Linked DNA regions of Homo sapiens: region 1 is linked to region 2. Evidence: read pairs that join two places in POLR2A ChIA-PET (ENCODE). Cell type or tissue: PC-3. All regions are shown on one strand.

Region 1 (2,500 bases), 110 kb before region 2:
ATTTAGTAAAAATAGCAAGTAATAGTAACTAAGATTTGAGCTCATACTTTGTTAACAATCAGTTTGCAAACACTGTATTCTTATTATCCTCATTTTAAAGTTGTGAAAAACAAGGCTTTATTTTGTTAAGTAATTTATCCAAAGCCGGGAAATTGTAGAGTTAGAAATAAAACCCAGGTTTTACACAGCACAAGTCAGTTTCATGAACAATCTCATTTATTTCTCATAATACTCTAACTCTAGAAAGCAGTATTATTTTCTTTTTCTTTTTTAGAGATGGGGTATTGATCTGTTGCCCAGGCTGGAGTGCAGTGGTACAATCATAGCTCACTTGTAGCCTTTAACTTCCGGGCTCAAGCAATCCTTCTGTCTCAGCCTCCCAAGTAGCTAGACTAGAGGCACATGCCACCAAACCTGGCTGTTTTTCATTTTTGTACGGATAGAATCTCACTATGTTGTACAGGATTGAAGTAGTATTTTCATTACTCTTATTCTCTGTATTGAAACTGAGGATCAAAGAGGTTCCATGACTTGGCCAAGTTCACACAACCCATACTCCTGGAGCTTGAACTCCAGGCCCGTTTCTCATGACTCTATATTAAATGTTCTTCCCAGCATCGCATGTTGACATTAAAATCTGGCATTTGATATTTGATCTTATACATACGCACACAGTAAGCAACCGGGTTCCCTCTAAGATTATCTTTGATTCTTTTCTGAGTTTATTCTCCTGGGCTATTAAGAATATATTTGATTTGGACAATATTTAATTTCTCACCCAAAGATAAATTTTTTAGTTTTAGATTGAAAGCCAGCGATGTTGAAGTAAAGGTATTACAGAATCTAAAACCACCTGGATGGATCTAGAGAGATCCATTATCCAAGTTTTCTTTGAAGCTCTGAAAGAAAATGTTTGATTTTTAAAATAAAAATATTAGCCATTTAATTTGTATATTTGAAAATGACTTAAATTAGATTGTTTCTTTTTCTGTTAAGTTACAAAAGAGGCTGAAATGTTACAGGTCAGGAGCCTACAAAGGTACCATAACATTAGTGCTCAGGTAAGAAAGGTGCTTTCGCATTAGCTATTCAGTTTCTTGGATCTTAGGAAGCCAGCACAAGTCTGTCATCAATGTCTGTGTCAGTGGTGGGTTATTTCCCACTTCCTGACCATTTCAAAATCTTGCAGGGTCTCTAAAGCCTAATTTAGGAACTACATATAGGTTTTTAGATCTGGCAATAATATGCTAACTATGTGGTTTATAATATATAAAATTTTATTTAGAGTGAGTCCTTATTTTAGAAAATTTGCATTTCCAGAGCTTGTGAATTTTTTAAGTGATTTGTTTCTACGTCCATAAAACTAATTAGGAAACACTGTCACCTGTATTTGATATTGCTTTGAAATCTCATTTTTCTCACTAAAAGCAACATTTAGCATGTATTGAGCAGGCAGCATAAAAACTTTCACAAATAGAGTGGTTATAGCAAAACAGAGTAATGTGAGTAACAGGAAAAGTAACCAGATGCAGCTATCACAGTTATACATGGTACCAATTAATTATACTCAGCTTTTTAATCACTATCAAATATAGTGTAAGTGTTGGGAAAATATTTAAAGACAAAAACTTGGAGATTCTGTATTTGGTATAAGGAAGTTTAAATACAAAATGACTATCCCAGTGACTATCACATATTACACCTTCCATTTGTACATAGAATGACTAAGATAAAACAATGTAGCTATAAAGTTTTGGCTGATTTCATAAAATTGTATTCTTCATAGGTTTATTGAAATGTGATATGAATAAATACTACAGATTTAGAAATGTTCGCAGAACCCTCCTCGCCACGGAATTTGGTTCCGTATACTATGCTCATGAACACTTGCCTCATATTTTCTTAAATATTTATGAATAACATAGTCTCGAACTCAACAGCCTTTTTCTTGCAATAGCTCTTCTTCCAGATGCAGCATTAAGTATGGTCTTGAATTAAGGATCAATAGCATCTTTAATGCTGCTTCCCTAAACCATCCGCTAGTTTTGTAGGGCTTCAATAAACCAAATGTCATCTTACATGTTTCCATTTCTGGTGCTCTTTAAAACAACAATAAATAAGCTGAATTAATGTTTAATAAACATACAAAGAAAAGATTACATAATGAAACTTTGAGTATTTTTCTCCTAAACGAAGAAGGGGGCAGAACTAGTATCTTTTTCATGGTCAGGGTCTATTTGAGATACAGTTAGTTCCCTTTCTGTGACCTGCATATAACAAGTTCAGACTCTGCTCTATGAAGTGAACATGAGAACAGGACTATTAAAAGTTCACTTATGAGCATAGATTACAAGTGTTTACAGTACATAAACTCAGGACTACTGGACTTTAGAGCTTAATTCTGGGTCATATTTCAGTTTCTTTCTTAATGCTCACTCTTAGAAGAAAATGCCCATGGAATAAAAGAAGGTCCATAACTCTCATTCTTAGTTAAGTAGGT
Region 2 (2,500 bases):
CTTACTTGCCCCTCCTGCTCCTTCTGCTATGTGAGGACACAATGTTGGCCTCTTTTGCCATGTGGAAACACAGCAACAAGGCACCATCTATGAAGCAGAGTGTGAGCCTTCACTAGACACAGAATTTGCTGTTGCTTTGATCTTGGACTTTCCAGCCTCCAGAGCTGTGAAAAAGAAATTTCTACCACTTATAAGTTACCCAGTGTAAGGTATTTTGTTACAGCAGCCAGATTAGACTAAGAGAAGTGTCAAGCTTGAGTCAAATCTTTAATAATCTCAGTTTGTGATATAATCATGCTACGTTGGAGGTTTTAATAATTATTATCATCTTACTAACTAGCAGCCCAGAAACTCCTTTAATTGAATGTTACTGGCAGTTTTAGCTTTTTTTCTCACATGAGTGCACTATAATATATAGCACAGGTGAGGGCAATTAACTCCTTGGTGGCAGGAACACGTCTTTCTTTTCTTTTGAAAGTTTCCAAACCATAGCAGGGCCAGTTGTTGGGGAATGTACTGTGTATAGTAAAATGTTCAGCAGCATCAGTAACCTTTACCAACAAGGTATCAGAAGTACTAAGCCAGTTGTGATAATTAAAAGTCTCTCCAGATATTGCCAAATGCCCGCCTGGGAGCAAAATTACCCTTGGTCAAGAATCACTGCTCTAGTTGGTTGATTTGATGATGATTTATATTTGAGTGATTCTTTTGCCAAATATGTAGGTGACATCTTCTTCAGCCTGCATTTCTTTAGCCACATGTGTAAGATAATTCTGGTTTTATATATCTTCATCATGCTGTTATAAAGTCTCAATAAAGGTATAGATAAATCTAGACTCCTAGTAAAAATGTGCTATGCCATATTGTGCAGAGCCAAGGAGATACCGTTACCTGTTTCTACAAGAGTCAGAACTATTAAGCAAAGCACTTTTTCCACAGTGACTGATACCTAAACAATGACTCATAAATTACAACGACCTTTGTTGTTAAACTTTTATTGTTAATAAATTTTAGAACTGTACATTCCTTTCTCTTCTGAAATCTGGAGTATCACCAAAAGTATGCTTAGCAATCCTTTGGAACAGAAATGTTCTCTCTCTGTCATGTGTCCTTTGTCCTATTTAAGAATACTTAAGTGTTCCAAACAGCGGACTCGGTAATGAGTTAAGTTGCCTTTCCTTCACCTAATGACAAATGGAAAATGGTGGAAATTCCATTAAAAAACTAACAAATGGAGTTTTTCTTCTAGAGCCACAGTCATTTTCTTAAACATTCACTGGATTTAAGAGTGAAGAGTTCAGCTTTCTAGGGAAATTTTCTAATTTCTTAGGGTACTTTTTATGGCTTTAGAACTGTTGTGAGTAACCCTAGCTCAGGAGCAGTTCCTAGATTTTCGACTTGGCTGAGCTTGTTGTATAACTGTGGATCAATACATATTTGTTGGTGAATGAATAAGTGATTAAATATTCTTCTTTTTCTAAGACATTTGATTTAAAACTAAGTGAATTTCCTTACAATTTAATAGCAGATGTGCTATTTTTATCCCTTATCTCCATGTCAGAGCATTTAAATTGAGGGTAGCTGCCAGAGGCAGAGTAAAAAAAAAAAAAAAAAATCATGTGTATAAGCTTTCTTCTGCCCTATTTCCTTTTGCTCCCATTTACTTCATAATAACATACATCCATCACTGTTGGGGTTGACTCTTGGCTAGTTTCTCAGTACAGGCTAATGTGAACTTGCTACAAACACTTACTGGGTGATGATAACAACTTAATTTTTCTAAAGGAATAATAAAAGTGTAAAACAAGTCCACTCTCATTCATAGTCAATATAAGAAAGCAGTGGGACTGGGCTTCTCAAGAGAAAATAACATTTCCTATGGAAAGGAAGCACACGTATAGTTTTTCTTTTTAAAGAGATATTTTATGGAAGCAAACTTAACGTGTTCTTTAATTGGCAATGTTATCTAAGTTATTTTCTTAAATGTATTAATACTCTCACATCTCATTCTTTGAGATAAGTTAAATGCTAAAATTTACGTTTACATATGTGAATGTATGTGTGTGTATGTGTACTTTAGGGTCTCTCTTTCTCTCTTTCCAAATTCCTAGTTTTCTCCTTTAAGCCTCTGCCATCTACAAAACTAAACAGCATGTAACACAAGGTCTGCCACATGATAAGAGTTCTGTAGATATTAATAGCTTGTAATTTTACTTCTACCCTTTCACCGTTATTGTGCCTGCTCCATGGTTTAGTGTTTTCTGTAGAGAGAATACTAAAAATGAATCCAAGGCATTTTCTTGAGTGTTGGCTCTGTTTATGCCAGCAGGGAAAAAGCACAGTTTTAGAAACTTCTATTTTGCCCTGGTTTAACATCTTCTCCTGTCATTATCTCAACTTTCATTACTTCGAGTGGAATATAGAAATAAGAAAGCAAAAGCAACTTTCCTATTAATAAAATCTACCTTTATCTCATTACATTCAACGTTAAAATAGAAAT

The links. Peaks named below come from ENCODE experiments on the same cell type or tissue, not always from the same donor. Only the 100,000 strongest peaks of a DNase experiment are listed, where the experiment ranks them.
Region 1: POLR2A ChIA-PET joins it to region 2 with 5 read pairs; 2 of 35 experiments call an interaction of 5 or more read pairs at or near these places.

The regions. Positions count from the first base shown.
Region 1 is chr5:102,823,621-102,826,120 of GRCh38, reverse strand. The region is part of intron 1 of PAM (peptidylglycine alpha-amidating monooxygenase); the gene reads right to left. Among named protein-coding and RNA genes, the nearest start is that of PAM, 70 kb to the right of the region's middle. In PC-3, no CTCF peak of the experiment used is centred here; no DNase peak of the experiment used is centred here.
Region 2 is chr5:102,717,515-102,720,014 of GRCh38, reverse strand. The region is part of intron 2 of LOC105379104 (a long non-coding RNA gene); the gene reads right to left. Among named protein-coding and RNA genes, the nearest start is that of PAM, 37 kb to the left of the region's middle. In PC-3, no CTCF peak of the experiment used is centred here; a DNase peak (open chromatin) is centred at 1,094; H3K4me3 peaks cover 457 bases; H3K27ac peaks cover 450 bases.